3 separate regions of the Homo sapiens genome follow, and all the other regions are linked to region 1. The links are chromatin loops, found by intact Hi-C in ENCODE. Cell type or tissue: Caco-2. All regions are shown on one strand.

Region 1 (8,000 bases):
ATTAATTCCTGGCCTCTGAATTTCTTTCCAAAGCTCTTTGAGTAATAACTTAAGTCAACAGCAGTTTAATAATAAAAACCCACAGTAAACAAAACCAGTTATTAATAATACATAAAATAATTATGTTTCCTTCTCAAGCAGGGTCTAGGGGCTTGAAGATTTTCTGAGTTAGAGAGTGATTCAGATTAAATTTTAGAGCTATTTAGCTGTGGGAGGTTATTTTCTTTTCAACACAGACATGGTTTAAACTGTAGATTAAAAGCAGAGATTAGTAGGCATTGCACACAGAGTGTTTATAAAGTCCTGATATAATTTTAAAGTTTATTAACTTTGAATACACAGGACCAAAAGACACTATAAGCATCATGCAAAAATGTATTTCATCATTATTTTGGTGATAATTTTAATATTTATTTTATATTTAACGATCTGAGAAGTATATGCATTGGTGGTCCTTTGCATTTTAGAGACATAAGAATTAAAGATTTTTTTTATTCCTAAGTGGTCATGATTAAAATCTCTGGCCATCTTCTTCAGTCAGCCCCTACCTTTCATCATATGTGATAATTTGTTGTCGTTGTTGTTTTGAGATGGAGTCTTGCTCTGTCACCCAGGCTGGAGTGCAGTGGTGCAATCTTGGCTCACTACAACCTCCACCTCCTGGGTTCAAGTAATTCTCCTGCCTCAGCCTCCCAAATAGCTGGGATTATAGGAGTGTGGCACCACGTCAGGCTAATTTTTGTATTTTTAGTAGAGACGGGGTTTCTCCATGTTGGCCAGGCTGGTCTCGAACTCCTGACCTCAGGTGATCCACCCGCCTCGGCCTCCCAAAGTGCTGGGATTACAGGCATGAGCCACCATATCCGGCCATGATAGTTCTTGAACAGGCACTTCTTGGGGGCACTGGACCCAGACAAGTGAACCAACCACTTGCTACTCACTAGTCTGATTCCTCTGTGTGGGAACTGACCAAAACTACAGGTTTTGGATGACCTTGGGACAATCACACTTTGTAAATGCACTTGGCGTCTATTGGAGAGTGTTCTCAACTGTGTGAAAAATCAGCAATGAGCTGAAGACTAGATGTTTAAGTTTTGATACATTTAGTGCTCTCAGGGCTAATGCCCACTATTGTTTACATAATCGTGTAACATAAAGGAAACTTACAGGTTCAACCTGTAGGTGGACCTCAAAACACTCAAATGGTGTCCATCTGTTCACTGATAATGCAGTGGTGAAGAGCTAGGACTCTAGGATCGGACTGTCTGGGTTTGAAAGCCAGGTTGCCTTGTAATTAACTATGTAACCCCGGGCAAATTCTGTAGCTCTCAGAGCCTATGTTTTCTCTTCCTTGCGTATAAAATAGTTAATGACAATAGTGGTATCTATCTCTGAGGCTGAACTGAGATAAGGCAGATGTGTTTAGTATAGTGGCTAGCACATGACAAGAGGTCGATCAATGTTATCATTGTAACTTATAATCTAGGAAACTAGTGAATATCCATGACTTTTAAAAAGTGTAGGTCAGTCTTACAGTGATTCTATCATGTTTTAGTCTATTTGGTAATATGGGTGACAGTTCTTCATGGCCTTTCTTCCCCAAGGCAGGGAGACCCAAACAGGCACGCCAAAGTTTTTGAACAGGATAATAAAGAATGATGTCAACTTTCTTTTTCATCTGTGACCTTGACTAAGTACTAAAGTTGAATGAAAAAGTAAAGATGGGTAAAGGTACCTACGTCTCGTCATCTTTAAGGATTATCGCTTAGAAAAAAGGCAAGAAAACCCAGCCCACACATGGTGGACACCACCTCAGGAGAGGCTGGAGAGGACACCTCACAGGGATTTGGGAAACCCAGACGGTAGTCTTGATCTCATCTAGACTTCACACGTGACCTCGGGCAGTCTCTCAGCTCTTAGCCCCAGCCTCCTCGTAGGCACAGGGAGAGTTGGAAGAAGCCATGCCAGGGCCCCTCCAGATCCGATTCTTTGGCGGTGAAGGCTCAGGAGAGGGCAGAGAAGCAGAACAATTCTGGACATCACCAGGGAAGTGTCAGTCATGGGACAAGCTCCATAAGAGGCCACTCATCAGAAAACAGGGATGGGAGGAGGGAAACGGCCTCCACACTCACCGTGGTGTCGTCCTCAGCACCCAGGCCAAAGAACACCTCATTTATTATATTGACTCAAGCCAACTGGTTTGCTTGAGAAAGCTTAGTTCTTTGGCTCCGGGTTATTTCTGCCCTTGAAAAAGTCGGCCTGCCCTGTGCGTCATGCTTCTTTAGTCAAACGGGGCAGCCAGTAAACCATCAAAAAGCATCTTCAAAAAGCCTTAGTGAGACAGACAAAGTGAATACCAGCTACCAGGTCAGGAGACAGAAATACTTTAGTGTCCCTTGTTCTCCTTCTCTCTCTTTTGAAGCTCAATTAATAGGAATGGCTAAGTAGCATTTCCTGGCAGTCAAGCATTGGGCCAGAAGCACGACAAGTCTTGCAGGTTTGGAGTGGCTAACATGGGTTTCTAGAGCATCTTCCTTGCTTTCATGGCATTTTCCTTGCTGGCCTATAGTTTGTTCACATTCATGGATGGGAATGACAGCCCTAACCAGACTGGAAAGAAAGGCCATCTCTTCTCCAAGCCTCTCTGCTTAGGTGTGACTGATTTCTTCACCAGCTGAAAAGGATTTAAGCTAGACCCCAGGAACCTCTACAAAACTGTGATATAATTTACTCTTTCCAAGTGATCTCCTTTGAGGGTCCTCTCAACCCTATGCCCTTTCTTTCTCCATGAGCTTTATAACATGCATTACGACATTTCTCATGCGGCATCCCCTGGGGTCTGGGATGCTCTCCCAGTTGGCACTAATGGGTAGGGGCAGGGAGCAGGGCAGCACACCTTCCACATAGCCTCAAAGACCCTGACATACTTGTCCGCCAGGCAATAGAGACTCAGGAAACTCCAGGACAATGCTTCTACGTTCCAGGTTATAAAAAGACAACTGCAGGGAACTGCATGTATAATCACAACTTGTAAGTCACTAGAATAGAGGCACCGAAGTTTACTTTAAATACCTCGGTTATGGAAAGAAATAGATATTCCAAATAAGAGAAAATTGTGGTCTCCAGATTTGAAAAATCAGGTTTTATGCCCATGGATGCAAAAATATTCACTCAGCTTTGGTGGATTTAACCTTTTTTATGGAGAGCAAGTTTCTGTAACTAGATTCATATTTTATAAATGTTTCTGAAAACTCACTTTAAGAGAAATGAAGATCTTGTGAAATAAATGGTTAATATTTATTTGTCTGGTAAGTGTATTCTCTGCCATCAGCCTTCCCCCGTACCCCCCACCTTTTTTCTTTTCTTGTTTTTAAGAGATCTACTAGGTGCCTATACAGGTATGAACAGGCCATCCCAGCACTTCTCACCTTGCCAGGGGTCTTCACTTCCATCATTTATATTTATAAACTCTTGTCTGGCAGGTTTTCTCTGCAAAATTCCTACTGAGTTACAGAAACCTATGTTCTAATTAGTTTCTAAAAAATGTAATGGACATTTCTAGTCATGGAACTCTTGTTGCTTACAGATTATGCCCCGTGGTATAAACTAAGAAACTGCAAAATCCGTTTTCTGTTTTCTTATCCAAGGAGTCTCACTAGTAACATTGCTCTAATATTAATGACAGATAGGTTAGAAAGCAACATTCCTGCAGACATTTATACTTGTGACAATCTGGTTGCCACCATCGATTTTGACAAGGCAGGCTGATTTAATTATCAAGGCTTCTTCCTAGAGCTGAAAAATGACTTACTGGGTATTTTGATAAGTCAGTGATATCAGCATATTCACCTACTCAGAAATTGTTGCTAAATGTAGCTAGCTGACCGTTACTGAACATTATTACCTTCAAATGAAAATGAGTGAGATTTCAATTCACGCCCATCATTTGTTGCTGGGGGCTGAAAGGAAAGGGAATGACATTGTTTCTGTCCTGCTCTACCCAACATCAGAGGTGTAAGGAATGGATCTGGTATATCCTTGTTCACTGCATATACTAAGAACAATCAGGTCACGGGACTGTCCATTTCCCAATCTCCCTCAGAAGTGGTGACGTGTATGCCTGCCTTAATTGCAGTTAGAAGTGGAGGGCGTTTCTTGATGCACTGAAAGGATTGCGCAACAGCTCATCTGAACGAGGCAAGTAAACCCACAGGTATGCTTGGCTGAAACCTAAAAATCAGAAACGCATACTTTGATACAAAAGAGGCATTTGCTCCTCACTGGGAATTTAAATAGATGGAAAATCTTGTTATTACCACTTCTCTGACATTAGATTATGTGGCAATCAGCCTATAAGAGACGACTAAGTATATTTGACTTTTAAAAAAGACAGTCATATGATTTAGCTCCCTTTAACGGCAGGATAAACAGCTTTTTCTTTCTTTCTTTCTTTCTTTTAAAAAAAGCTAGCCCCTCAGTCAGTAATGCCTGAGCTAAGGTGGGTTTTGAAAGGTCCCTCCCTTCAGTTTCATAGTAAAACCTGGTTTGACCATGAAAATAAAATGCAGTACCTTTTCTCCATAGCCTCTATCTTTGGTCATCATTTCCCTCAGGGTCTGTAGGACCTTAATGCAGAGCTTCTCTTCATTTTCTTCTAGCAGCTGTTTTGTATGCTTTATTAACCTGAATGGGGGGAAAACCACGGATTACTTCCTTGAAGCTAATTTTAAATTAAAAAGACTTCACAAGCAATTTATTTTAACTAGTCCGTTAATGAACAAATATTTATTAAGAGCTCTCAGGTTAAAGATACTTCAGGGCATTCCCTGCACTGAGAACAGCCAGTTAGCAACTGTGTCTCAATAGTGACACCTGCTGGTAAATCACAGCAAACAGGCTCACTGGGCAGGAGTCAGCCACATACAATGGAGAGATTATATGGAGAGGAGAACCGAGACAGAGGTCCACTCAGACCTGCTCGTTTATAAAGCGTGGCTATTTATCCACTGAGAATTGCCAGTAAAATGGGTCAAATATGCCAACACTGTAAAACAAAAACAACTCATGAGGATGATGGTTGAGGCCAATACACACAGTTCCCTTATGCACAAGCTTGTCCTTAGAGGGGCCCAGAAAAGTAAGAAACTCACATGCAGAGTCCAGCCCCAAGCTAAACAAACAACTAATCTTAGGGTAAAAATCTCTTTTTTTTTTTTTTTTTTTTTTTTTGAGACAAGGTCTCGTTCTGCCACCCAGGCTGGAGTGCAGTAGCGCGATCTTGGCTCACTGTAGCCTCTGCTTCCTGGGTTCAAGTGATTCCCCTGCCTCAGCCACAGAGTAGCTGGGATTACAGGAGCCCGCCACCATGCCCAGCTAATTTTTGTATTTTTAGTCAAGATAGGGTTTCACCATGTTGGCCAGGCTGGTCTTGAACCCCTGACCTCAGGTGATTCACCAGCCCCGGCCTCCCAAAGTGCTGGGATTACAGGCATGAGCCACCGTGTCCGGCCTTGGGGCAAAAATCTAATGGAGATTTCTAACCATGGGTCTGCTTGTTGCTTACAGATTACGCACAAGGCATAAACTAAGAAATTACAAAATTATTAGGAAAAGATGGTGAGGTCACGATAGATCTGAGATTTCTGAGGGCTGAGGGATCATGGCTTTTTTATGTCTGTACCACAGCACACGGTGGGTGCACTGTAATGAATGAATGAATGGGCATGCAGTGAAAATAAGAACTTCTCACCAAAAAACAAAGCAAAACAAAACAAAACAAAAAAGTGTCAGTAAGCAGGATTTAATAGACAAACTTACTTTGGGGAGGTCAGAACAGGACTTTAGCACATGACCTTGCATTCATCAAAGTTAAAAAACAGGACAACGTCTCCTTCTTCGGGAACAAAAGCTTTGTGAGGTCATCAAGGTTCTGGCAAATGAACACCCCAGAGAGAGAGGCCGCTTACTTGCAAATGAAACCGCCACTTTCACATTTCCTTCTGGCGTCTGTGTTCTCTGGGAAAAGCAGCTCGGGTCTGTGGAGAACATCCACGAGCACAGATAACTCTGCCTGCACCAGGGGCCTGAGACGGTCCTCCAGCGCGGAGACGATGTCCTAAAACGGAAACACAGCCTCAGTCAACGGCTCAGGCAGACGCTGACCACAGGAGGGTGAGGACATTGATTTCTGCCCTAAAACACTGATGCACGGGTAGGCTAGGTTAGAGTAACTTTAGTACCGTCTGGCATCTCAAATTATTAGACATTGCCCAATGGTTACCTGAAACATTAGCCTCTGATGCAGAAAACAAAGTGAAAACAAGTCAACTTTCCCACCACCCCTTCTTTCAAGGTGGCCCTTATGCTACTCAAGGTACCACTGCATGTAGCTTAAAATATGACGCAAAAAATCAATTTAACAACATGGAAAGATGTCTATGACATGGGCATAACAAAGGTCAAACAATAATAATCCTATTTTTATAAACATCATCAATATCTAGCTAAAGGATAAACATCAAATATTAAAACATTACTACTGGTTTTCTCTGGGTGGTGGGATTACAGGTGATTCTGATTTTCTTCTATATAGAAATACTTGTCAGTGTTGTTTATTTTCAATGAGCATGAATTATTCACATAATAAAGTCATACAAACATGAGGACACCAATGAATGAACATGCTGTATCAACATGCTAAATACATGTACCCTGATAGCATGATGGTCTTCAAATGCAAAACACATAGCTGTAGGAAAGGAAAACAGAGAGAAGTTGAAAGAGCAGCAAAACCAACACAACAAACACCATTTGAAGGCAAATGATAGAAAACAGATGAGAAATTATCTTCAAAAGATGCTAAAGCCTGCTCCATGGTTTGGTGACTCAGAACCTGCCTACAGGCATGTTGGCTAAGACAGGGGCCAAACACAGCACGTTGGATAATACAGGAAGGCCTGGTTACCCAAGGACATTTGCATGGGAAAAGCTGCTTAAATTGGGACCCAGTTGGGATTGACAAAGAATTAACTAATCTTTCATCCAGAAACTAATGACATGAAGATAATTTAATCTTAGATTTAACACAATTTGGGTGATGAATGTAATCACTCAGTAAGGTTTAAGATGCATAAAGATACATGAATCAATCAAATAATTTTGAGTGGGGCAATTTTCCCAACAAGACTGTAAGACGGTACTTTGCAACATCCCTTAGTTCATACTGACTTTCACAGCACAGTCAAAAAAGGGTCATTTCTGCAAAATTCTGAGGCTCTTATCAGTTCCCCCCATAGCATCCCTTTTGGAAGCACCCAGTCAATATTCTCTTCAATAGTTATTGATCCTGACTCTGGCAAATCTTTGTCTACGGTATTTACACAGGATTAAAGTTGTTCTTATCATGTTCATGTATTTCATGAAATCCTGCATCTTTTGCACAGTTTGAACTTTACATTGCAATTGATTTGCATTGTACTGTCAAATGTATAGCATTCAGCAATCAAGGAGACATCAACAAAGATGGCAAAGCAATGGGCGGGGAAAGATGCTAGCATTAAGTGAGAAGGATGTCTAGATGGGGATTAATTATAGAAGTGGTCTGTTTGCGAGTGAATTTCTTATATTACAACTTTTGCTGCACTAGGCAATCTCATCAACCACAAAAACTCAGACAGTAAATAACTGGATAATGCAAATCCTTTACGTCACTGGCCAAGTCCTTAGAACAGTACTGCCCACCTACGCGTTTCATTTAACTTCCCAAGAATATGCATAATAAATCTAAGAAGAGCACAAGAAACCAGCATGTTTGATTGCAGATAGTTTGTTTCATTTGAGCAGGCGAGAAAATACTGTATGCTCATGGAGTGAGGAGTCTACAACATCCCTCCCGCCTTTCTAAAAGCATAGTGGGATCAGGAAGCACTCCATCAGGAATCAAGAACTGGTTCTCTTTGTTATTTAAGAACTGGTTGTGTTATGATAAAGGCTGAAATTCT
Region 2 (8,000 bases), 350 kb before region 1:
TGAACAGACATCCTCCATTAGACAAAGCACTTGCAAAAGGCTCCCTTCTGGGCTACTGGCTGACCTAGAGGCCACTGCTTTTGAGACAAGTTCTCATCCCTGGTCTAACCAGCTGGAGCCCCAGCTGCAGGGTCCTGTGGCAGCCCCTGCAAAAGGGACAACTCTGAAGGGATTGTGGGTATGGCGAGCATTCCCAGAGGAGTCATAAACTCCTCTAAAAGTCCTGTTTCACCAGGCTCAGTGGCTCACACCTGTAATCCCAGCACTTTGGGAGGCCAAGGCGGGTGGATCATGAGGTCAAGAGTTTGAGACCAGCCTGGCCAACATGGTGAAACCCTGTCTCTACTGAAAATACAAAATTAGCCAGGAGTGGTGGTGCGTGCCCATAATCCCAGCTACTTGGTAGGCTGAGGCAAGAGAATCGCTTGAACCCAGGAGGCTGAGGTTGCAGTGAGCCAAGATCATGCCACTGCACTGCAGCCTGGATGACAGGATGAGACTCCATCTCAAGAAAAAAGAAAAAAAAAATCCTATTCCATCTCTCATTGCCTCATAGTTGCCTGGTATGTGGCCATTCTCGCACTGGGCTGCCTGGAAGATCTCTTGAGTTTGCTGGTTCATCCATGCTCAATTTTCAGTAGGGACATTGTCACAGGTGGGGTTCCTGGGAGGCAGCTTCTGTGAAGACTTGCAGCAGGATGCTTATTGGGCAGTGCTCTTGAGGACAATGCTTGTGGAAGAGACAGGACAGGAGGAGTAGACACATGGAGAAGTTGGCCTGTCAGGCAGTCTCAACAGAGATCTCAGCCAACTGCATAGGCAGCTCTGAAGCTGCGCTGGCCCTTCCAAATTGTTTCAAGTCAGGCCAGGCACGGTGACTCATGCCTGTAATCCCAGCACTTTGGGAGGCTGAGGCGGGTGGATCACTTGAGGTCACAAGTTCAAGACCAGCCTGGACAACATGGTGAAACCCCATCCCTATTAAAAATACAAAAATTAGCCAGGCGTGGTGGTGGGCACCTGTAATCCCAGCTACTCCAGAGGCTGAGGCAGGAGAGTCACTTGAACCATGAAGGCAGAGGTTGTAGTGAGCTGAGATCACACCAGTGCACTCCAGCCTAGGCAACAGAGTGAGGCTCCATCTCAAAAAAAAAAATTGTTTTGAGTCAGAATGAGAGGGTCAGTCATTAAGTCACCACATCTGCCAGTCACTGGATGTGGGCTGCCCTGGAAAGAAGCACAACCCTGGGCGAGGCAGTTTTTCTTTAGCTAATGCAATTCCCAAAGTGGGCTGGCAGCAGAGGGTTGTCTTCCGGCATAATTCCCAGCACCTGGGGGATTGTCCTTCTTTCCCAAAGGGGGATATCAGCAGTGTCTCACGGAGCCCACAGTATCACTAGATCCACTTAGCAAGAATCACAATGGCATTTCTGAGAACGTTGGTGGCCAGAGAGTTAGCAGAATTGAGTTCTAGTTATGGCTTTCCGTAAATCAAACAAGCATAAAAAAACATGTGGTTGGTGACTTGGGTCTACACTGCTGGTCTCCCCAGCCTTAGCTCATATTCCCTCTCCCTCACTCAACCTACTCCATCAACACAGGTTTCCATTCTGTTATTTCAACCCTCCAAGTTCACATATACCCTGGGGCCTTCGCACTGTCAATCGGAATTATCTTATTTGTGTGTTTGATGAGAACATATATTGCGTGAGCATGGAAACTGTGTATTCACTCATATATCTTCACGATCTGGAAGATGACATAAAAAATACTTGCAGAAAAATGAATGTCTGAGTACCAGGCAGGCTGGATGTGCGAGTATTCTAGGGCTGCCACAGCAAAGTGCCATGGACTGGGCGGCTTAACAGAACGTACTTCTCACAGTTTCAGGGTTGGTTTTTTTCTGAGGTCTCTCTCCTTGGCTTGCAGATAACTAGCTGTCTTTTCCTTGTCGTCACATGGTCTTCCTTCTGTATCTGTGGCTGAATTTCCTCTTACTGTAAGGACACAGCTCATATTGAAATAACGCTGATTAATCATAATGACCTCATTTTAACTTAATTACCACCATAAAGACCCTATCTCCAAATATATTCTGAGGTACTGGGAGTTAGAACTTTGACATATGAACTGGCGGTGTCGGGGGGGGGACACAATGCAATCTATAACAGTGGGGGGACACAAAAAGTCTATGTCATGGACTTTTTCTTTCAGGAGCATAGCTATACTGCACTAAAGAACTAAACACTAGACACTATTTTTTTTTTTTTTGAGTCCTCATGACATACCAGGCACTGTGCTTGGTTCTTTACAGGCATTTTCTTATTTTGCTTCATAACAATCTGTTGAGGTGGGTAGCATTATGTCCATTTTACAGAGGCTCAGAGATGTTAAGTCACTTGCTCTAGGTCACACAGTGGATAGGTGGAGATGTTAGAACTTGAAACCAGCCGGGTGCAACGGCTCACGCCTGTCATCCTAGCACTTTGGGAGGCTGAGGCGGGTGGATCATCTGAGGTCAGGAGTTCGAGACCAGCCTGGCCAACATGGTGAAACCCCACCTCTACTAAAAACACAGAAATTAGCCAGGAGTGGTGGCAGGCGCCTGTAATCCCAGCTACTCGGGAGGCTGAGGCAGGAGAATTGCTTGAACCTGGGAGGTGGAGGTTGCAGTGAGCTGAGATCTTGCCACTGCACTCCAGCCTGGGCAACAGAGCGAGATTCCATCTCAAAAACAAACAAACAAAAAAGACAGAAAATAAAAAACTTGAAACCAGATCTCCTCACTCTAAATCCACACAGTTAACCATTTCCAGAGAGTGTCTCTTGTCCATCTTCACAGCTTCCTAATCCCATAATTTGAAATGCTAATATCCTGCGTTGACAGAGCCATAATTAGTTTAATTACACGATATTTTGTGATGTGCTCTCTAAGTCACCTGTAGCCCTCTCCAAGGAGAAGGGAACCATCTGGGAAAATAACAGAAGCCCAGATGTTCTCAGCATTCAGGATAGAAAGGCATGAACAAACATTTTTCTCTGTTCCCAATACTGTCAAAGCTAATGCTATGGTCTCCTCCCTGAAACTTAAGCCACAATCAGAACTTACTTCATTCTCTGTTTTATTAGCTTGGAATTGGCCCAAGATAAGGTTAGCCAATCAAAGAGTCTGAGAAAACTGCAACCAATTGCCCTGAAAAATATGCTAAGCCTGAACAGATTTATTCAACTTTGCTTAGTGGGTGGCTTCTCAGGATGAAGGCCAAGATTTATCATCTGGTTGGCTTTGCCTTTGATTATTCATTGACTGGGATGACTTTCTTCCCATAAGCTGATACAGTCTCCCATCTCAGAGAGAGGGGGAAAATACAAAACACCACATTGTCTGATTCATTCCAAACAGAATGTTTCTAAGACAGCCAGACCTGTGCTACTAATGCATATTCCCTGTTTTCCCTTTTGAATTCACAGCAGTAGATTAATGAAAAATTTAGTGATGGGTGGAGGGGTGCAGGCAGAATGTTCTACTGATTCCACTGGGTGTCTATTCAAACACATATTTCATTTGCTTTTGCTTTTTTCAGACAGGGTCTCATCCTGTCACCCAGCCTGGATTGCAGTGGTGCCATTACGGCTCACTGCAGCCTCTGCCTCCTGGGCTCAAGCGATCCTCCCACTTCAGCCTCCCAAGTAGCTAGGACTACAGGAGCACACCACCACACCTGGCTATTTTTTTTTTTATCATTACTTTTTGTAGAGAAGGGGGTCTCACCATGTTGCCCAGGCTGATCTAGAACTACTGGGCTCAAGTGATTCCCCCTGCCTCGGCCTCCCAAAGTTCTGGGATTACAGGCATGAGCCACACAGTGCCCCGCCCAGTTCATACTTTTGACAAACTAGAAACTTCTTTCTGCCCTGAAGGGTGTGTTAGAAAATGCGAAGAAATGACCAGCAGGTGGTGTGCATGCCCCGTATCTCATAGACATGTACTCAAGGCTCTGCTAAGAGCTGCTTGCAGACACCAAAAACTTGTTTTGTTGCAAGACGTAGACTATGTGTAATATAGACTGGTGCATTCTTTCTCTCCCTTTCCTTTCTTTAAGTTCTTTTTCTCATCGCTCAAAAACCTTTGCAATAAAGGTGTTTAAAAACTGGAAAATACAGCCACCATCCAATGTCTGCTCCCACGGCTTTAAATATACCTATATGTTGATTACTTTGAAATATATTAATACACCTCCAGACTAAACTCATCCCTGGAACTACAACTGCCTACTTGACACCCCACTTAAGTGTCAAATATGCTTTTCAGAAGGAATTTAACCAAAAAGGAACTCTCACTTCCCTGACCCCTCTGCCTGCCAAATTTGTTCTTTGCCATCTTCCGTATTTCTATAAATAGGATTACCCTCCACATAGTTTCTCAGGCATGAATCCTAGGTGTGACGCTTTAGTGATCCCATTGTAACACAGACACACACACACACATGCGCGCACACACACGCATGCATCACTCCATCAGCAAATCCTATTGGTTCTACCTCCACAAGACATCTTAAATCCACTTATTTCTCCCCATCTCCACAGCACCTCCGTCATCCAAGCTGCCATCCTCTCCTGCCTGGACACTGGCAATGCCTCTGATTTGGTCTCCATGCTTCCACATGGATTGCCAAGCAAGCTTTGATGGGATCGTCCTGTATTTTCGTGTATAAATTCCAGCACCAAAAAAAATATGGCTTCAAGTTCTTTTTTTGTTTGTTTGTTTGTTTTTTAGACAAAGTCTCGCTCTGTCGCCCAGGCTGGAGTGCAGTGGCGACAGTAGTGCTTGATGTTTGTGTTTATATTGAAAAAAGAGTTAGGATCTAGGTTCAAAAAATAAGTTTTTTACCTGCACAAATGTCTGCAAAAAAGAGTAATTTCATTTCCTTAAAACTCTGGTTTTTAGTCTGGCCACAGTCCCTATTTCTTTTTTTTTCTTTCTTTTTTTTTTTTTTTTTTTTTTTTTTTTGAGACAGAGTCTCACTCTGTTGCCCAGGCTGGAGAGCAGTGGTGCGATCTCAGCTCACTGCAACCTCTGCCTCCTGGGTTCAAGCAATTCTCCTGCCTCAGCTGGGAATATAGGCATGCGCCACCACGCCCAGCTAATTTTTATATTTTTAGTAGAGACGGAGTTTCACCATGTTGGCTAGGCTGGTCTCGAACTCCTGACCTTCAGTGATCCACCCGTCTCTGCCTCCCAAACTGTTGGCATTATAGGCATGAGCCACTGCACCCAGCCAATTTCTTAAGAGAAATGTTTTTGTAGCATTGCCTTTGCTACCCTGAATTGAACCTGATAGATAGTAAAATCTACTGATACACATAATATCTAAAAATAAATATAAAGTCCTGGCTGTCATATGAAGGAGAAATAAATGAAAATAACTTATAGTACAACAACATGTATTTCAGTATGAAAATCTTCAAGCATGACTCTGACCGTACAGGAAGATGGTGAAGTAGTCAGATGTTTGCCATCTACTTTAAATAAGTGCATCTGAATTTCAGAGTAGTGAGACAATATTCAAAAAATACTGCTGACCCTTTTACTTTAAATCTGCTATTTCAAAATAATGGTCAGTTAGGCATACCTAAAGTCTCCATGAATGAAATAGCTGTAAGTGACGACTGGTACAATTGCATGGCACTATCGGCTCAGATTCCAAGGGTGGTGCTGCTGTCAATGACATCATTTTCCAAAATGGCAAACAAGTCATGGTGAAGTCCGAGGGCCTTCCTTCTATTTCCACAGTAGCAGCATTCCTGGGAAGTTTGGTGTTTGTGTTTATATGAAAAAAAAAAGAGTTAGGATCTAGGTTCAGAGAATGAAAAATGTTTTTTACTTGCACAATGTCTGGTAGGACATTACAAATCTTGGGGGATACAAGTCCGTTTTTGCCCCATAAGCCAGTTTCTCACTGGCCCTCAAAGCAAATAGGACATCAGACTTCCCCATCTCCACCGCCACACCCCTACAATCCTGTGACAACCAAAAGTACCCTCACAAGTAAACATCCCCTAAGGATGGTACCACCCTCTTTGAGAAACACTTCCTTGAAGTCATAAGTTGTAGGAGAACTTCAGGTCTTTCAATAGTTCCTTGGGTTACCACAATCCCTACCACATACCCTATCACTCAGCTTGGAATCAAAGGGTTAGCAGCAGGCGAGTGGAGTGGACTGTGAAGACTTGCAGATACCTCCAGGAAAGAAAAAAACAACTGCCCCTTTGAGCTATAGGCTGAGCCTCAGGCACCCGGTGAAACTCCAGCTCCAAAGAGCACACAGTGCTAAGGAAATAGGTTGTAAAAGGAAGAAACTAGGCAAAGAGATGAGTGGGACGGAGAGGCCCTGCAGGACACAACAGGGTATGTAAGAACAGGAAGGTGAGCTGTAGCCACAGAAGAGGAAGGGGTATAGAGCAGGGTTCCACTCCCAAGACAAGGCCCCAGTTATAGAAGAATCACAGTCTCAGGATACTTCCAGAAATTCACAGACAAAGAGATGGGTGGAGGAGACAGTGAGCACTCGTTAAGAACTTAAGTTTTGGGACAAGGCATGGTGGCTCATGCCCTATAGTTCCAGCACTTTGAAAGGCCAAGGTGGGAGGATTGCTTGAGCCCAGGAGTTTGAGACTAGCCTGAGCAACATGGCAAGACCCTGTCTCTATAAAAAATAAAATAAAACATATTTTAAAATTTTATAAAGAACTTGGGCTATGGGATCAGATGGGATCAGAGAGGTTCAAATTCTAGCTCCACCACTGACGAGAAGTGTGACCTTGGTTGGGCCCATTGTACTTTTTTTGAGGCAAAGTCTTTCTCTGTCACCCAGGCTGGATTGCAGTGGTGCAATCTCAGCTCACTGTAGCCTCCACCTTCCAGGTTCACTAGATTCTCCTGCCTCAGCCTCCTGAGTAGCTGGGATTATAGGCGCCCACCACCACGCCTGACTAATTTTTTTTTCTATTTTTAGTAGAGACAGGGTTTCACCATGTTGGCCAGGCTGGTCTCAAACTCCTGACCTCAAGTGATCTGCCCACCTTGGCCTTCCAAAGTGCTGGGATTATGGGCATAAGCCACTGTGCCCAGCCAGGCCCGTTGTTTAACCTCTCTTTGACTCAGCTTCCTCATCTATAAAATGGGCACAAATAACAGCCCATATTGAGTACAGTTGTTGCGAAATTTTAGTGAGATCACAGGGAAAGTGCTTAGCATGGGTGACCTGTAAGCCGCTCAGGGGCAGGGTCCTCTCCAGCTTTGCTCACCTTTGTACCCGTAAGTACTTGACACCAAGTCACACAATCAACTTTAGTTGAATGAACTGATGAAGAAGGGACCTATGGCAAGTAGCCGTTCTCACTACTATGAACGAAAACAAGAGGGGGAGCCTGTTACTGGAGCTGAGGTAGGAAGAGGGGACTTGGTTTTTTTACTGGGACACAAGATCACAGGCAGTGCTAGTTGCAAGAAGAGGAAGTCAGATCACCAGAGTAACTGAACCAAGGCTTCTGAAATCTCTGAGCAAGGAAGCACTGGGATCAGCACGTGGGAGTGCAGCTGAGCCCCTGGGAGAAAGCCACGCAGCCCCAGCAATGGTTAGAAGAGACCAAAGGAGACAGAGTGCTCCCGGGCACCAGAAATCCCTGGGAGGAGGGCTCAGGAGCACTCCCATGGGAGCACTCCATTGACATGAAAACCTGCGGCCCCATGACAGGTAGGGCAGGCCTGCTTCCTCCCCTCTAAGAATTGGACAAATAAGAATTAAAGAGAAGCAGGATGGGTGCCATGGCTCACACCTGTAATCCCAGCACTTTGGGAGGCTGAGGTGGGTGGATTACTTGAGGTCAGGAGTTCGAGACCAGCCTGACCAACTTGATGAAACCCCGTCTCTACTAAAAATACAAAAATCAGCTGGGCGTCGTGGCACACGCCTGTAATTCCAGCTACACGGGCAGAG
Region 3 (8,000 bases), 170 kb before region 1:
TTCTCCATATTGGCTAGGCTGGTCTCAAACTCCTGACCTCAAATGATCTGCCCGCCTTGGCCTCCCAAAGTGCTGGAATTACAGGCGTGGGCCACCACACCCGGCCAGATTCCTTTATTTTAATCCTCACAGCAGCCCTATAAATTTAGTAGTACAATCATTTCAAATTGATAGATGAGGAAACGCAGGTTTAGGGAAATTAAATAACCCATTCATGGTCACATGGCAAAAGGCAGAGTCCGGATTTGAAAACAAGCACCTGACTTTGATGGTCATGCTTTTTACCACCGCCCTTATGAACATTCATGGTAAACGTAGATATTTTGAAATAAGGGTGAGGAAAGAGCTTAAAGTTGTTTTTATATATTAAATACTCTGTCCTATCGTTTTACATATTAATATATTTGGTTTAAAATGTATGTTTTACTTATACTGACAGAGCTCATGTCTATGAGACATATTGTAAACTCCATTCACAGGCATTTAATGCTTTTGCATTTAAGTGAGTGATGTACTCATATAGACATTGAAGTATAAGCAACCAATCAACTAGAATGTTTATTCTTCAGTGCTCCGAAGATTATTCTACTTGTGACTATAATTCTGTACTCAGTTTATAACATTCTTGCAGAGATGTCAGGATGTGTGTGTGCGTGTGTGTGTTTATTATGAATAATATGATTTCCTTGTGGCTGTGAATTTCATCCTCTCTGTGATTCCTGTGCCCTAACCATATTGCTAGGCAACACCAAGCAACACACATCCCACATTTTCCTAATTCCTTTTGATGTTTCACAAATGGACCTTTGCTTTTATCTGCAAGCAGAATAACACCAGTGGGTTTAGGATTTTGGCTTTTTAAATAATCAGGTGTCCGGTGAGATCAAAGCTAAGTGACCATAATTGTCAGAAACTGGCAGAAAAAAGGAAGAGCTGGCATGAAGCAAATGCACATATTTGTTTTAAGACTTTGGCTGATGATTCGTTAGTGAAGTCTAATGTGATTTCTACCATTCTGACTTTGTAGATGACATCAAGGACAGTGAGTAGGTTGGCTTCCTTCCAAGGACTTAAAGTCCTCCTAGGGCTTGGAGGGTAATTGCATATGAAATACTCTTTCTGATACTGGCAATGTTGCACACATATCATTTTCCAGATGAAAATCAGGTGCCCATCTCCTCTGTCAAAACAGAAACCAATATTTTCAGGTCAAGATCCAGAATCTGGCAGATGTAATGCACAGACATCACATCACAAGCTAAAGAGCATTTACAGTTGTCCTGCCTTCTATGTGTAGGGAAAGGTCAGAGAGAGGCCTCAGTGGGCATGGAGAATGCCAGAACTGGGCCTACAGTGGACAAGGGCTCAGCACTTCATCACCACAAAAAAAGATCATTTGGTTTTTCCCCATCCACTCAAGCCAAGCCACAGAGAACCACAGGAAGTAAGACTGACGAGTTTCCCCACTGCTAACTGACAGTATTTGAGAAGTTGTGCTGCCCAAGTTAGAAAGCCCCATGATGGCACTCTAAACTAACACTCAACCTGTGAAAGCAAATATGTTATAATACCTTACTTGCAGGCTTGGGGAAGAGAATATTTTTCCAGACGGGAGATGAAACGGAAATGGGGCCACTGGTAAGAAATGCACTTGTGGGAAAATATGATTGTATGAGTTATCTACGGCTGTGTGACAATCTCCTGCACCCCACCTCCCCCCAAAAAACCCTGTTATCAGTTTAAAACAATATTAAGCATTTACTACTTCACTCAGTTTCAATGGGCCAGAAATGGAGGAGTGATGCAGCTTGGTGGTTCTGTCTCAGGATCTCTTATGAGATTGCAGTCCAGATGTCAGCCCTGGCTGCAGTCAACTGAAGGCTTGCCTGGGACTGGAGGAGCCACTTTCAACAGGGTTTACTCACGTAACTGGCAAGTCAGTGCTGGTGATTGGCAGGAGGACTCAGTTGCTCACCATGTGGCCCCCGAGCATCCTCGTAACATGGCAGCTGGCTTCCCCAGAGCAGACAAGCCAAGAGAGAACAAGGCAGAAGCCACAATATCTTTGACAGCCTAGTGTTGGAAGCCACGCTCCATCATTCCCACAATATCCTATGGGTTCTACAGGTGAGCCCTACTCAGTGTGGGAGGAAACTACATAAAGGCATGAATACCAGGAAGGGAGAGTCGCCAAGGGCTCTTTTGAAGGCCAGCTGCAATAATGATGGAGACATTTCTGTGCATACGATACTGAGAAGCAATTCGTGTATTGGTTGGGTGATGGATGGCACTCTTGTCATGGGTCCCAATGCAAGCTGCAAGCCAGTGCCTGCATTGGAATCATCTGGGAGCACTTTTTAAAGCACTGGTTTCCCTGGACCCTTCCCTGGACATTCTGATTAAGTCAAGGATGATGCCCAGGTTTGGGAACTACTGGATTAGATGATCTCTAAGATCAAGTCCAACCTTAACAGTGTTCCTCAAACTTACCTGATCATAGGTATTACCCAGGGAATTTATTAAAAATACAGATTTTTTTAGGCCCCACTTCCAGCTTCATGAATCAGAACATCCAGGGATGGGTCTGAAAATCTGTGTATTTATTTATTTATTTACTTAAGAGACAGAGTCTTGCCAGGCTGGAGTACAGTGGCACCATCATACCTCACTGCAGCCTTGAATTCCTGGGCCCAGGCGATCCTCCCATCCTGTCTTCCTAAATAACTGGGATTACAGGCATGTGTCACCACACCTGGCTAATTTTTAAAATTTTGTTGTTGTTGAGATGGAATCTTGCTATGTTGCTCAAGCTGGTCTTGAATTCTTGGGCTCAAGTGATCCTCCCACTTTGGCCTCCCAAAGCACTGGGATTACAGGCATGAACCACTGTGCCCAGCCTGTGATTTTGTTTAATTTTTAAATTTTTTGACCAGGTCATACATTTAAAATGATGGGAAATTCCAAAAGGTATAAAAGAGTGTCATTATAAAGTCTCTATCCCAACTTTGTTCTCTCAGTATCCCAATTCACCTACCTGGAGGTGCTCAATGTTGTTGGTTTCTTGTGTATTCTTCCAGCAATATATGAATATATAAGATATATAAAGTAAATATATTTATTTTAAATGAGAGAGAGAGTGTGTTTGTGTGTGTATTTTTCTTTTTTTTTTTTTTTTAACTCAAGGCAAATCTAAAGGGTATGCAGTGAAAAACAAGTGTATTCCTGGTTCTGATCACCAGTTTTTTCCTTCAGATTCACTTTTACCAGTTTCCCGTGTGTCTCTTTAAGAGACAGGATGCTGTTAGTTTGTCAAGTGACTCAGGTGATTCTTATAATCTGGTGCTTGGGACACCCCAGTTCTGTAATGTAAGTTATAATAGAAGCTGAAACAGCTGGAAAACCTCACTTGGTTACACGAGTTGCATGAAATGCATTAGATTGTATCTGGATGTCTTAGTTACATTTGTTCGTGTAATCATTATTTACCAAATAATGATTATTTACCAGGCCAAGTCATTATTTGCCAGGCCAAGTCAACGATGAGCAATGGACCCAGCTCACGGGAGCTTGCAGTCTAACACAGGAAACAGCCACCTGCATCTGTAAAGGTGCGTGCAGGGCGCCGCAGAAGCTCCTTGGCATCAGAAGTGAGTGGAGGCTTCTGGAAGGAAGGGATTTCCACAGAGGTAAAAATGATGAGGAGGTGGGGCTCATTGGGCAAATGGAGAGGACGATATTCCTGGCAGAGAGAAAAGGACAAATACGAAGTTCCCAGGTTTTGATCTGGTACGCTGCTCTCAGGCAACCAAAAAGTAGAGCGTTTTGGTGTTTGTGCGCAGAAGAGGCTCAAGATAAAACGAGAGAGGTAAACTGAGGTCAAAATAAGATGGGGAAAAAACACGATGACTCTGAATGTCAGATATTAAGTTTGGGAATGATACGATCAGCACGGGGGAAGAATCGATGTGGGTGTAAAAAAAATGGACTAGAAGGGGGCTGGGCATGGTGGCTCATGCCTGTAGTTCCAGAACTCTGGAAGGCCAAGGTGGGAGGATCACTTGAGCTCAGGAGTTCAAAACCAGCCTGGGCAACATGGCAAGACCTCGTCTCTACTAAAAATACAAAAATTAGCCAGGCATTGTGGCGCACGCATGTAGTTCCAGCTACTCAGGAGGCGGGAGGATCGCTGGAGCCCTGGAGGCTGAGGCTGAAGTGACCAGTGTTTGCTGCACTGCACTCCAGGCTAGGCGACAGAGTGGGACCGTGTCTCAAAAAAAAAAAAATAAAAAAGACCAGAAAGGAGTGGTAACAACTTGGAGGTGGGAAGATAATTTAGGAAGTTGTTATCAAAATCCAAGAAAGAGACCAGAATGGGCTGCATTAGGTGGCCATTGTAGGGATGCACAAAACTGGAAACACTGACGTTATTAAAGAGGTAGATTCACCTGGACTTGGTGATTGATTGAAAAGGGCTGTAACTGGGACATTTCCAAATTTCCAGCATGGGCAACCACCTGTGTTTCAATAGGGAATACCTGTGGGAAAGTGCTTGGGGAGGAGGCACGAGGGAGGGTGAAGGGTAAGTCTAACATTCTGAGTTTGAGGAAGAGAGAATACGTGGGTAAATTAAAGTTTAGAGTCCAACAGAAAAATAAGAGCCTGTTTGTGACGGTCCATGGCAGGACAGGCATCTTCTAATTTCTCTTTAAACCTTATTTAGTTTGCATCTCTGCCCCCATCCCCACACTCTCTCGCCCACCATAAAGCAGGCTGGCACTGACAGTCCCTTCAACCTTCTCCACGGGTTGGAGTGGAAGGGGTGAACGAAGGTCCTGCCCTCCAAGCAGCTGCATTCACAAAATTCCGAAGCTGGCCAATAGTGTATTCCGTTCTGTAAAAAGATATGTTTTTTTTTTTCTGAGGCAGGGTCTCACTATATTGCCCAGGTTGCTCGAAAATAGTATTCCCAGGATGGTTATAAACAGTTTCATGTTTCCCAGAATCAAAACCCAGACTCTAAATTCACTTCCTTGATTGATTTATTCTAGGTACTGATGAGACCTCTTTAGTATGACACTGGCAACTGACGGCACTGCGGATATGTTTGGAATAAGGTAAGCCTGCAGCCACAGTTTTTATGCCTTTTGGAGTTTTGGCCAGAATGAACAGAGCTTAAGCAAATTAGATATTTGAAAATACCTTTGTTTTGTTCTGTGAGCAACCACCAGAGGCCTTTTAAATTGTGATGGTGACTAACAAAATAAGATCTTTGCTATTGTGCAGAGAAATCTGAAGAATTTTATCCATTCTTTCATTCTTGCTAAATGGTGCATTGTATGCTATCTGTGTGGTTTGGGTCTAGGACAGATTTCTCTCTGAACTTCACAGCATGGGTGGGAGAGAGTAATTTGGCCTTTCGTTTTCTCTGGCAGCCGGTGCCAGTCCATTTATATGGTATGTTCACAGGAGAGCTGACAAGTGTTGAGAGGTTTTATTTGATATGCGTTTTTTTTTTTTAAAGTAGAAAAAATTCCGTAAAAATAGGTGCTTGTTAGCTAGTTTTCCTAGTTAGTCTTCAGATCATAACCAAATGTTTCATTAAGGAGCTCCACCTCAAACAGACGAGCTACACTGAATTATCTGGGCTGTGTTTAATATTCACAGTGTAACCATTCATGGCAAGGGCAGTTTTTAATGATAGAAATGCAAACCCAACATTATTTTTCTGTGTAACTTGTAAAAGCCGTGCCTTCTAAAATGGAGCTGCTTATGCTAATTTGTTATAGTTAGTGAATTGCAGGCAGCTCTGTGAATTTACTTTTCTTGGCAGTTCTAGAATATCCTGCCATAACACATACTGAAAAACTGTTTGACGGGTTATGAAAATCTGGATGTACTAAAGGTACATCTTGTGCAAACCATAAAATAAATACATGATTACATTTTTAAAAATCTGTTATCAGGTTAAGGAAGTTGTCATTATAACAACCCAAGGAAAATTAAACAGTTTTGAATGGATGATACACTTTTTCCACTTGTACATACTGTAAATGCTTTTAGTATCCAACCCTCACACTATTTTGCTGGGCTTTATGAAAAGACTGCCTACTGGAGGTAAACTCTATTTCATATAGGTCATGTAGAACCTATCTTGGAAGTGGATAACACCTCATTGCAAAGGTTAATATTCTCAGTGAAGCATAAAAAATTGTCAGAATTATTTGACACAAAATATAATTTGAAATTTGTATTATTTTTAGTCAAGCCAGCAATGTTCTGTTACTTCAAGGATGTTGATTATGGGTCTGTCAATATTACTGTTGCCAGTGATGTGTGATTGCTTCATTCATGATAAATGAATTAAGTATGTAATTTGGTTCTATACTGTTTTAGCTGTATACCAAACCAACTCCTTTGAAACAGTCTCTAATCTCAAGGAGCTTGTAATTTTAATAGACGTTAAGATGTTAAGACAAAGGCAATTCATTTGTTCAACAAATATACTGCATACTGAGAATTTACTATGTACAAGACAATTCATTAGACTTCTTGGGGCATGGGGACTGTAACTACGGTGAATAGGAGAGATTTGGTTCCTATCCTTGAAGCTACCAGAAGACAAACATGAAAGAACAAATGATACAATTACTTAATAATTATGTGAAGTGTTCCAAAATACATCTACAGGGTGGGCTGAGGATGTATAATGAGTGAAGTGAAAGAGCAAACTTTTTAAAAGGGAACTCCTGAAGGTTAAATTGTGTTTGCGATTAACTGGAATAAAACCTTAATCGTGTCAAAGAAAAAAAGAGTTCTTGTTAAATACAAAGTAAAAGATCTCTAAAAGAAATATGGTGGTGTTTGGTGAGAATCTTATACAGTCAGGAAAATATCCTTGCATGCACTGAAGACATCTTACCACTTGAAGGAATGATTTTTCATCCTAGGATAAAAGTAGGATTTTATATTCCACTTTAAGAGGAAAAATAGATAAGAAATGCAGATGGCCAATTAACTTCTTTAGTAGAACTTCATGTACGTGATAAAGAATGAAACTTTAACAAAAAAAACTTTAACACGTTTATATGCTCATAAAAACTTCAAATTGATTAAAATTCTTCAGTGACAAGGTTAGGGTCCTTGATCAGTGAATGTTCTCACAGATTTCTAAGCAACATAGAAGGGTTATATTTGAAGTAGAAGTATAAAGAAGAATTATACAAAGAAAGCCAAAATTGAGTAAGAAGTGTCAAGAATATGATTAATTTTTGTAACCTACTCTTTCAATAATGAATTTCAACCAAACCTAATTAATCTTACATTTCTAGCACAACATATAATTTTAAAGAATGTGTCATTAAAGAGATACATAATCAGAAGTAAAGTAAATATCATCTAGGCTTAGATTAGGGAAAAATATTGGTTTTGATTTAATTTTTGAACAGGTAATATGCATATTATTGAAAATTTAAAAATTGTTTCACAACCCTGACCCCATCTACCTAGTTCCCAACCACCCTAGACACACACAGACAGCTGCACACCTGACGTTCTTTTCTTTTTTCTTTTTCTGTTCTTGAGGTAGGGTCTCACTCCATTGCCCAGGCTGGAGTGCAGCAGCACCATCACGGCTCACTGCAGCCTCAACCTCCCAGGCTCAAGTGATCCTTCCACCTCAGCCTACTGAGTAGTTGGAACTACAGGTGCACACCACCATGCCCAGCTAATTTTTATTTTAATTTTTTAAGGGATGGGGTGTTATTGTGTTGCCTAGGCTGGTCTCAAATTCCTGGGCTCAAACCATCCTCCCCCGGTTGGCCTCTCAAAGTGCTGGGATTATAGGTATGAGCCACCACACCTGGTCCTGATGTTATTATGTGTATATGTAAACATAGTTTGTTTAGCACATACCAACAAATCTTTTTTCCTAGGTAGTATTGGGTTGATACAAATCAGTGTAGTTTTTCTTGTCTCTTTTTACGCAAAAGGTAGCATACTGC

What was found. A loop is a pair of places that touch in the nucleus more often than their neighbours do. Peaks named below come from ENCODE experiments on the same cell type or tissue, not always from the same donor. Only the 100,000 strongest peaks of a DNase experiment are listed, where the experiment ranks them.
Region 2: it touches region 1 in a loop (14-fold over the local background); 103 of 110 quality-filtered maps call a loop at or near these places.
Region 3: it touches region 1 in a loop (2.6-fold over the local background); 15 of 110 quality-filtered maps call a loop at or near these places.

Annotation. Positions count from the first base shown.
Region 1 is chr3:4,708,440-4,716,439 of GRCh38, reverse strand. It overlaps ITPR1 (inositol 1,4,5-trisphosphate receptor type 1), which reads right to left. Exons shown (of 62, transcript NM_001378452.1): 38 at 5,967-6,115; 39 at 4,572-4,683. LOC124906210 (a long non-coding RNA gene) reads left to right here and starts at 6,088. Exons shown (of 3, transcript XR_007095797.1): 1 at 6,088-6,171. In Caco-2, a CTCF peak has its summit at 4,878 (motif pointing left); a DNase peak (open chromatin) is centred at 4,869.
Region 2 is chr3:5,053,931-5,061,930 of GRCh38, reverse strand. No RefSeq gene overlaps it. Among named protein-coding and RNA genes, the nearest start is that of ARL8B, 64 kb to the left of the region's middle. RefSeq lists an enhancer at 6,485-6,544. In Caco-2, CTCF peaks have their summits at 3,738 and 3,944 (motif pointing right); a DNase peak (open chromatin) is centred at 3,950.
Region 3 is chr3:4,882,837-4,890,836 of GRCh38, reverse strand. It overlaps LOC124906209 (a long non-coding RNA gene), which reads left to right and starts at 3,218. Exons shown (of 5, transcript XR_007095795.1): 1 at 3,218-3,686; 2 at 5,049-5,114. In Caco-2, no CTCF peak of the experiment used is centred here; no DNase peak of the experiment used is centred here.